2 separate regions of the Homo sapiens genome follow, and region 2 is linked to region 1. Evidence: read pairs that join two places in POLR2A ChIA-PET (ENCODE). Cell type or tissue: HepG2. All regions are shown on one strand. Links, peaks and the distances in the headings refer to the core of each region. The heading gives the core; the rest is flanking DNA.

What was found. Peaks named below come from ENCODE experiments on the same cell type or tissue, not always from the same donor. Only the 100,000 strongest peaks of a DNase experiment are listed, where the experiment ranks them.
Region 2: POLR2A ChIA-PET joins it to region 1 with 10 read pairs; 2 of 35 experiments call an interaction of 5 or more read pairs at or near these places.

Annotation. Positions count from the first base shown.
Region 1 is chr7:138,386,388-138,391,767 of GRCh38, reverse strand. No RefSeq gene overlaps it. Among named protein-coding and RNA genes, the nearest start is that of TRIM24, 71 kb to the left of the region's middle. In HepG2, for the core only: no CTCF peak of the experiment used is centred there; a DNase peak (open chromatin) is centred at 2,777.
Region 2 is chr7:138,562,618-138,567,997 of GRCh38, reverse strand. It overlaps TRIM24 (tripartite motif containing 24), which reads right to left. Exons shown (of 19, transcript NM_015905.3): 10 at 344-517. LOC124901755 (a long non-coding RNA gene) reads left to right here and starts at 2,295. Exons shown (of 2, transcript XR_007060556.1): 1 at 2,295-2,610. In HepG2, for the core only: no CTCF peak of the experiment used is centred there; DNase peaks (open chromatin) are centred at 2,137 and 3,367.

The DNA.
Region 1 (5,380 bases), core at 111-5,110:
TGTCACCTCAACCTCCTGGACTCAAGCAATCCTCCCACCTCTGCCCCCTGCATAGCTAGGACTACAGGAGTGTGCCACCATGCCTGGCTAAGTTTTAAAAGAAAATTTTGTAGAAACGGAGTCTCACTATGTTCCCTGGGCTGGTCTAGAACTCCTGAGCTCAAGCAATCCTCCTGCCTTGGCCTCCCAATGTGCTGGGATTATAGGAGTGAGCCATGGTGCTCAGCCCGGCTAATTAAAAAAATTTTGGTGGGGGGTGGCTGCGGTGGCTCACATCTGTAATCCCAGCACTTTGGGAGGCCGAGGCAGGCGGGTCACCTGAGATCAGGAGTTTGAGACCAGACTGGCCAACATGGTGAAACCCTGTCTCTATTAAAAATACAAAACATTAGCCAGGCGTGGTGGTGCATGCCTGTAATCCCAGCTACTCAGGAGGCTGAGGCAGGAGAATCGCTGGAAACCAGGAGGCAGAGGTTGCACTAACCTGAGATCGTACTACCGTACTCCAGCCTGGGAAACAGAGTGAGACTCCATCGCAAAACAAAACAAAAAAAATTATTTTAATTTTAATTTAATTTAATTTAATTTTATTTATTTATTTTTTTTTAGAAACAGAGTTCTGCTATGCTGCCCAGGCTGGTCTTTTTTTTTTTTTTTTTTTTTTTTTTTGAAACATAGTCTTGCTTTGTTGCCTAGGCTGGAGTGCAGTGGTGTGATCTCGGCCCACTGCAACCTCCACCTCCCAGGTTCAAGCTATTCTCGTGCCTCAGCCTCCCCAGTAGCTAGCATTACAGGCATGCACCACCACAGCTAGGTAATTTTTGTGTTTTTAGTAGAGACGGTGTTTTGCCATATTGGCCAGGCTGATCTCGAACTCCTGACCTCAAGTGATCCACCCACTTCAGCCTCCCAAAGTGCTGGGAATACAGGCGTGAGCCACTGCGCCTGGCGCTATGCTGCCCAGGCTGGTCTTGAACTCACGGCCTCAATCGATCCTTCTGCCTTTGCCTTTCAAAATGCTGGGGTTATAGACATGAGCCACTGTATCCAGCCTATTTCTACTTTCAGAAAATACTTGTGAATATTATCCCTCATAATAGCCTTAACTAACCTGTAAAATTCCAAGTAAATGATAATATGAGGCTAAATGGATAGGGCCTTCAAGAGACTGAAGGGATGAACATAGATTACAATTGCAGATTCATATAATGAAAGTGACATTTGAGGAACACATTGCCCTAATAATTAGAAAACATTTAAAGAAGCAGATTGGAGGCAAATGCAATGTCTAGAAATATTTTGTGATAATCCCAGGAGAAGGTGAAAGGGGCCTAGAATAAAATGTTATACACAAGAAAGGAAGGCACTGGTGACGCTCCCTGGTGACTGATCTCAATCAATCTAACTTTCTCTTGCCTTTATTTCCTACAGGGTCTTCTATTCTAACCAGCCCAGTATGAGTTATTAGTTCTATTCCATTCATTGACTCATGGATTTTTTTTTTTTTTTTTTTTTTTTGAGACCGAGTCTCACTCTGTCGCCCCAGCTGGAGTGCAGTGGCGCAATCTCAGCTCAGCAAACTCCGGTCCTGGGTCCAAGCGATTCTCCTGCCTCGGCCTCCCGAGTAGCTAGGACTACAGGCGCATATCACTGCGCCCAGCTAATTTTTGTATTTTTAGTGGAGACAGGGTTTCACCATGTTGGCCAGGCTGATCTCAAACTCCTGACCTCAAGTGATCCACCCACCTTGGCCTCCCAAAGTGCTGGGGTTACAGGGAAATGAGCCACTATGCCCGGACTGACTCATTGATATTAAATAATGCTTTTCTGTGCCTGATATGCCTTCCTTGCACTCTTTGTTGAGAAGGAATTCTTGACCAAAGAACAGATTGATTCTTTTTTTTTTTTTTTTGAGACGGGGTTTCACTCTTGTTGCCCAGGCTGGAGTGCAATGGCACAATCTCAGCTCACCACAACCTCCGCCTTCTGGGTTCAAGCGATTCTCCTGCCTCAGCCTCCCGAGTAGCTGGGATTACAGGCATGCACCACCACACCCGGCTGATTTTTTTGTATTTTTATTAGAGATGGGGTTTCTCCATGTTGGTCAGGCTAGTCTCAAACTCCCAGCCTCAGGTGATCCACCCGGCTTGGCCTCCCAAAGTGCTGGGATTATAGGCTTGAGCCACCACGCCCAGCCCAGATTGATGCTACTCCCTTGCCAAGCACTATATTAATTGGTTCATTGGAGAAAATGGTGCAAAAAACATTTAGAATTCATGGAAGTATAAAGTGTCACAAAGATTTTTCAATAGTATTTTTAAACTTAATATTAATCCATTATCCCAAGTTGACTGCACTTTTTCCTCAACCCTCCTTGAGATTGAGGTCTGTTCTTTTTATTCAAAAATTCTAATAGCAAAGTCAATCATTACTACCTTTCCTCCCTGGACCCCCACTCCCGTATAAGGAGAAGCAGATAAATAAAACTACACAGATAAGACACTGAATTCTCAAACTCCCTTTTCTAGCCTAAATGATTGGCAGTGATGCTGAAACTGCCTTTGCAAGATTATGACAGCAAGACATCTGACCCAGTTGACTCCATTTTGCTTCTGACCTCCAAGCTGTCTTTGATCATTTTTGGGTATAGGCCAAGCTAACTTTGGGAGGAATTTAGTTTATAGTTTAACCTTAAAGCAAACATCTTTGCTTTAACAGCTCTTCCCAAAATCAAACTGCCTTTGTAAAACTAATGAAAGGCCACAAGATTAGGATTATGAGAGGGGCCTGAATTCTGATAAGATAGGCATAGTTTCTATAATCTTTTACTAGCTCAGGAGTCATAGGGCTGGAGGTCACAAGATTTGTGACTTGCCCAATTGCTCCTGTAGATAACATCAGGATTGGATAACCTAAGATTGGTCTTTTGAAATGTTATTCAGACTTTTGCATTCTGGCCACTGACTAACCCCACCTAGACCCATGACTCATGATGGACTCAGCTCACAAGGACTTCTTCCACACCTGCATAATTTCTTTTTTTTTTTTTTGAGATGGAGTCTAGCTCAGTTGCCCAGGCTGGAGTGCAGTGGCTCGATCTCGGCTCACTGCAACCTCCGCCTCCTGGGTTCAAGCGATTCTCCTGCCTCAGCCTCCTGAGTAGCTGGGATTACAGGCAACCATTGCCATGCCCAGCTAATTTTTGTATTTTTAGTAGAGACAGGGTTTCACCATGTTGGCCAGGCTGGTCTTGAACTCCTGACCTCATGATCCGCCTGCCTCGGCCTCTCAAAGTGCTGGATTACAAGCGTGAGCCACTGCGCCCGGCCTCACACCTATATAATTTCATCTCCAACCTATCAGCAGCACCCATTCCCTAGCTCTCTGCCTGCCAAATTATCCATAAAAACCCTAGCCTCTGAGTTCTCCAGGAGGCTGATTTGAGTAATAATAAAACTCCCATCCTACGGTTTGGCTGACCTTGCATTAATTACATTCTTTCTTTACTGCAATACTGCAGTTGTATCAGTGAATTGATTTTGTCTGTGCAGCAGGCAGGAAGAACCCATCAGACAATGATAGGTATCCTGTGGTAGTTACTACTGCCATTCAGTATATGTTTTGTTAACCCCTTTTGAGCATATAAAATTGTGCTTGCTGGCCCCTTGTGATTGTGTGGGGTCTAGCTACTAGTTCTGACAAATGAGTTGTGAGCAGAAGTGACCCATAATTGCTAATGTGAGAACCTCAATGGCTTTGTTTCATTTTTGCACAGTGATTGGCATTATTCCAGGTAATGACTGCTCTATCATTGTGGGTTCTGAGTGACACAGCAGAGCCCCATAAACTCTCAGTAGAAGTGTAACATCAGTGGCTGGGTGTGGTGGCTCATGCCTATAATCCCAGCACTTTGGGAGGCTGAGGCAGTCAGATCCCCTGAGGTCAGGAGTTCGAGACCAACTTGGCCAACATGGTGAAACCCCGTTTCTACTGAAAATACAAAAATTAGCTGGGCGTGGTGGTACACATCTGTAGTCCCAGCTACTTGGGAGTCTGAGGCAGGAGAATTGCGTGAACCCAGAAGGCGGAGGTTGCAGCAAACCCAGATCCTGCCAGAGTGAGACTCTGTCTCAAAAAAAGTAAATAAAATTGGAAAAAAAAAAAAAGACGTGTAACATTAATGAGGAATAAATTTATGTTGTGTTAAGCTCACTACGATTCTGTAGTGGGTGGTGAAGTCTTCTTTCTCATCGATTTGTGGATTTGATGTCTGCTTGTGCAATAGCTAGGTTGGTATTTTTCTGGTGTATGTTAGTATATTAAAACTGGTTTTGTAATCCCAGCACTTTGGAAGCCTGAGGTGGGTGGATCACGAAGTCAGGAGATTGAGACCATCCTGGCTAACACGATGAAACCCCGTCTCTACTAAAAATACAAAAAAAAAAAAAAATTAGCTGGGCGTGGTGGTGGGTGCCTGTAGTCCCAGCTCCTCGGGAGGCTGAGGCAGGAGAATGGCATGAACCCGGGAGGCGGAGGTTGCAGTGAGCCGAGATCGTGCCACTATACTGCAGCCTGGGTGACAGAGCGAGACTCTATCTCAAAAAAAAAAAAACAAAAAAAGAAACAAAAAAAAAACTGGTTTTGTTACATCCCATTCACATTCTGCTTGTTCAACACCTATGCACTGCTGCTTATTAAAATATGTTGAATATCATCCCTCTGGCTGGTCAAAAATACCAGAAAGTATGCAGTGCAATATTGTAAGAAATATTTTAAATATGAAGAATATTTCTTTATTCATTTGAAAAAATTTAGCTCATGGATTACATCATTGGTGTGAAATCCCAAAAGAAGGTACATTATCTCACATCACCACAGTTAAAGTGCTTTAGATAGAACCTGAGCTGCGAGTATGTAAACTTTATCCTAGGACTCTATAATATGAAGGATAGTTAAGGCTGTTTTGTTATTTTATTTTTATAATTACTTTTTCTTTTTTTTCTCTGTAAAAATAAATGACAGAAACATACTTTTTTTTTTTTAAAGGAGCATTTGAGCCTTTTGATGTGAGAATTGCATTCTAAGTTTTTCCCTGTCCCTTTATTAAACAGTACTGGGAGCAGGCATATTTTCTTTTCCCCAAGTTAAACAATTCTGGGACCAAACATACTTCCTGTCCCAGAGCTAAATAATTCTAAGGTGAAGCGTACACCCTTCTCTCTGCTAAACAATATTGAGACCAATATTGAGGCCAAGCATGGTGGCTCACGCCTGTAATCCCAGCACTTTGGGAGGTTGAGGCAAGCAGGTCACTTGAGGTCAGGAGTTCGAGACCAGCCTGGCCAACATGGTGAAACTGAAAACACAAAATTAGCTGGGC
Region 2 (5,380 bases), core at 54-5,053, 180 kb before region 1:
CAAAGATTCATTTATTGTTCTATTTTGTGGAATGTAACTTGTATTTGTTAGAATACTTTTATCTTAGGAAATTTAATATACTCACCTAAAAGTTATCCATACCATATTATAAAAATTAATACCTATGGTCATTGATTATATTGGGCCATCACTTCTACATAAGTGGTTTAATTTCTCTTACTGATAAAAAGCATCAAACTTTGCAATTCACATTTATTTAAAAAATGAAAAAGAAGGCTTGCTCTTGGCTCTTTATAACCTGTTGCTTAATCTGTAAATTCTTTGTGATTTGAAAGTAGAAAGCAGCAGAAAAAGCAATTGAGAAAAGAAGGTAGATATATACCTGTTTTATGGCTTGTTGAGCCAAGAAAGCCATCTGTAGGGGGTTTGGCTTTATTGCTTGTCGTGGTATGTTCTGGTTTGGTGGATATCTCAGTTGTTGAGGATGAGGAGGAAGAACTGGTCCATTGGGTTTGGGGCTGTGATTCTGAAAGTTTATCAAACGTGGAGGCGGTTGCTAGAAAAAAGAAATTAAACCAATTTAGTAACAATCTTCTTCTGAAAAACAAATTATAAATCTCTATCTTATAAAACTTTTACAGAAAAATAGAACTCTGCCACAGATCAATCAATTATTAAGATTTACATAAGGGAATGAGGGGTGGGGGATGGGCAGACTTTCAGAATTTGTGTAAACAACTTTTTTAAAAGAACCTTACTAGGAAAGAACCTTGGGAGAGGGATTGCCACCTAGATTTTGTAAGTAGATTGTACCAGAATTGGACCTAGGCCATGTTGGGAAGTAAATAAAATGTGTCTTTGGTATCCTTCTAAGTCCTTCACAATTATCTTTCACAAAGAACTACCCTTTTGAAACCTCCTAAAAATAAAGTGATGGTAGAATAATAACTGCTAACACTTATTGAGCAGTTATTAAATGCCAGGTACTGCTTTAAATGCTTCACATGTATTCACTAATTTATTCTTAGCAATATTATTATAAAGCACAGATTATTTCTATTTTATAGATAAGAAAGCTAAAATAAAGCACAGAAAATTTAGTAACTTGCTCAAGATTAACAAAGACAATAAGGCATGGAGCTGGGATTTGAACAAGTAATCTGGCTCAGTGGGTGTACTCAAAATGAACAAATCGTTAATAATGAAAATAGTTGATATTAGTAACACTTAGTAAGTTTTAGATCTTATTGAGCCCTGGCAGGCATTTTACATATTATTATGTTATTGAGTCTTATGAAGTAGGTATTATTACCTTTGTTTTGCAAATTAGGAAACTAAAAGTTTGAAAACATAATTTGAAAAAAGTCACACAGCTAACACCAAGCAGCACACCAAGGCTTTAATCCAAATCTAGTCTGCCATATCATTACCAAAACATGTTCGGGTGCTTAGCTGGCTGTTAAGATACTGAGTAATTACAACTTAGAGGATGAGTCTCCATAGAAGAAAACATTTTCTGTTTTTTGTTTGTTTGTTTGTTTGTTTTTTGAGATGGAGTCTTGTTCCGATCTTGGCTCACTGCAACCTCTGCCTCCTGGGTTCAAGTGATTCTCCTGCCTCAGCCTCCCAAGTGGCTGGAATTACAGGAATGCCCCACCACACCTGGCTAATTTTTGTATTTTTAGTAGAGATGGGGTTTTGCCATGTTGGTCAGGCTGGTTTCGAACTCCTGACCTCAAGTGATCAGCCCACCTCAGCCTCCCAAAGTCCTGGGATTACAGGCTTGAGCCACTGTGCCTGGCCAGAAAACATATTTTCAAAGCAAAGTCTCCAAGAACAACCCTGGTTGATTACAGGAAGGCTGGGTGAAGGAATCACAAATGAGGCTGAAGCAGAAATAAAAAAGAGAAAAACAAGTTTCCCTGTACTTAGCTGACTCACTCCAAGGCCAGCAATATGCAGGGCCCTGGCAAAGCTTTGATAAAACTATCTGGAAAGCCAGAGCCCAAAGGAAGGAGCTCCAGAGACTCTCCCAACACCCCCTCAGAGCAAGCTTAAGCAAATCAAATTCCTTTACTATCTCCTCATCCCCCTTACCATTACTCAATTTCCAAGTTTTGTAAGTTCCTGTTTTTCCTTCAATGCAGCTGCAAGGTCACAAGCTATGCTAAGGATTATGAAACCTGTCACTGATTAACTGCCTTTGTTCTGCTTCTGTAAGCCTGCTTGCCTACACCATGAATTTCATGCCATTAGATTCCCACCACGCCATTTAAACTAGCCAACCCCCTTTCAGAAGTGTGTATAAAAGTCAAGCCCTGTCTTTGTTCAGGGCCTAGCCTTTGGATGTGAATCCGTTGGGCCAGTGGCCACTTAAATAAAATCCTCCTCTTCTACCTATTGGTCTCTCCAGTCCTCTGATTCCTGAAACATTTTCTGGGGGCTCGCCCGGGATTGGAGACGAAAGGTTTACTGTCTCTTCGCCTGTGAGACTGGAGCCCCAGGCCGGGAGAGACCTGTGACCCCAGGCGCCACTGGGAGAACTTCAACCCAGAGGGGTGATCAGCTCTCCCTTGACCCTACCTGACAGCACAATGGAACCTAAGCAGGAACAGGATGATTCCAGGAACAGTGCACTACAGGATTGTGGTAAGGTTTGAGCCCGAGGCAGGACCTGTCCCATAAGAATGGAAGGGGAGCCTGATCACCTCCCGGGGTGTAACTAGTGGTCAAACACAGGACGTGAGAGTGGCTTGCAAAGTCAGGGAAGCTCACAAGCTCACACCCCAACCAACCCAGGACATGAGAGTGGCTTGCAGAGTCAGTTGAGAAAGAGGAACTGGGAGCGGGGAAGTGTGTGAGTGCATGTGAAAGAGGCGGTTCCAGGAGGAACCAATGCGGGGAGTGATGTGTGGGGGCCGCAGTTCTCTTAGCGTAGACCATACACTCTGAGAGAACCATGGGACTGACCGGGACTAACAGTGTTCCACATATGGCTTAGGGAGGTGCCCCACAATTTAGTAATTGTGGGGGTCAAAACAGAGCCTCCAATGCTAAGTGGCATCTGAAATACTCCTGCGAGGGGGACGGTCTAATCGGTCCGAAGTGAAAGTGAGAGTGAGTGTGTTGCGCTGTAACTGGGAGGAAATGAGAGGGAAGTCGTCAAAACCCACCCCATTACAATGTATGTTAAAGAATTTTAAGAAAGGTTATGCAGGGGATTACGGGATGAAGTTGACCCCTCAGAGGTTGAGAACTCTGTGAAATAGAATGGCCCTCTTTTAGTGTCGGATGGCCAGCCAAAGGAACCACAGATAGGGAAACAATTGGCCATGTATTTAAGGTGGTGATTGGGGTCGAAGGACAGCCAGGGCACCCAGACCAATTCCCTTATATTGACTCATGGCTAAATGTAGTTCAAACTTGACCTGCATGGTTGCAGCCCTGCCTGGCAGCTTACTGCAAAATGCTTGTGGCTCAGACCGAGCCTAAAGTGAAAGTAAAATCAGCTTTGCTGGCAAATACGGAGACAAAGAAAAAGTCATGGGAAGGGCAAGAGAAACCAGTTTTGCAGGAACTGCCAGAGGAGATAGAAATTCCTCTTCCATATATTCCAATCTACCCCCATTTACTGAGGCCAACGGCCCCCAAGGAGTCAGATTCAGATGGTAACATGCTCCAAGACTCACCCCAAAAGGAAAGATCGGAGCCCCAGGAGGTCAGGGAAGAAAGATAAGATGATCAAGTGGGCTGCCTCCAATCTGGTCATGCTTGGGCTATGCAAATGCCTCTTAGGGAGACACGGGGACCCATCTATTATGATGAACAGGGTCAAGTCCAAGGGGGGCAACGGAACTTCATCTACCAGCCTTTTACAACCACTGATCTCCTAAACTGGAAACACCATACCCCCTCCTACATGGAGAAGACCCAGGCCCTCATAGATTTAATGCAATCCATCTTCCAGACACACAATCCTACGTGGCCAGACTGTAGGCAGCTCCTCTTGACACTGTTTAACACTGAGGAGTGCTGGAGGGTAATCCAGGCAGCTCTCTGCTGCCTAGAAGCCAGTGCACCTGAAGGCACACTTAACGTTCAGGCATACACTCAGGGCCAGTTTCCAGAAGCAGACCCCCACTGGGATTCAAATCATGCAGTCCAATTACAGTACCTACAGAGGTACCGAGAAGCACTCTTGCAAGGGCTAAAGGAAGGCAGGAAAAAGGCAATCAATATAGGAAATATCTCAGAAGTTCTTCAAGGAGCTGATGAGAGCCCTAGCCAGTTTTATGAGAGACTCTGTGAGGCATTCCAGCTTTACACTCCGTTTGACCCTGAGGCCTCTGAAAATCAGTGCACAGTGAACACGGCATTTGCAGGACAAGCCCAGGGTGACATCAGGTGGAAGATGCAAAAGCTAAAAAATTTCGCAGGCATGAATGCCACCCAACTTATAGGAGTGGCCACCAAGATGTATATTAACCGTGACCAAGAGGCAAAAAAGGAAGCAGATCGGAGGCTTAGGAAAAAGGCCAATATGTTAGCAGTGACCCTTACGGTAAGGGAAACTAGCATTGCAAGAGGGTGCGGATGTGGACACGGGCACAGACGGAGATGGGGCCAAACCAGACAGAGGCTCAAAAGCCGGCTGAGGTTAGATAAGCACCAATGTGCATGATGCTAAAAGGGACACTGGAAAAAATCAGTGTCCAGAGGGCAGTGAAGAAAATGGCGGAGGCTATGAAACAAAAATGCCACCAGTCAAAGGCTGCTGCACCCTGAAGGAACCAGATACCGACCTGATCGGGGTGGCAGGGACTGAAGAATATAAGGACAAGGACAGACCAGGCTCCTTCTCCTTAGGCCCCCAGGAGCCCATGGTCACATTAGAAGTGGGGGGCCAGCTAATGGACTTTATGGTGGACAATGGGGCTGAATAGCTGGTAGTAACCCGATCCATAGGACCACTATCCAAAAACTATACAACTATTGTAGGGGTCACCAGGGTCTCAGAGAAGAGGCCACTTTGTTGGCCAAGGAGGTTCGTTATAGGAGGACAAGAGGTCCAACATGAATTCCTGTACCTCCCAAATTGCCCAGTTCCCCTGCTGGGGAGAGACCTACTCTGAAAACTGCAAGCACAGATTGCTTTTGGGCTACAAGGGGATATGACTCTAAACCTGACTGACCCAAAGGCCATGGTGTTAACCCTTACCGTCCTGCAAACTGAGGAATGGAGGCTATACACAAAAAAGCCACCAGAACTGTCTCACAAACCAGGAATACTTGAATTATAGAGGCTACTTAATAAAATTCCTGGAGTATGGGCTGAAGATAACCCACCCGGGCTGGCTAAAGATTAGATGCCAGTGGTAGTAGAGCTAAAACCAGGGGCAACCCCAGTTTAGTTTGCCAG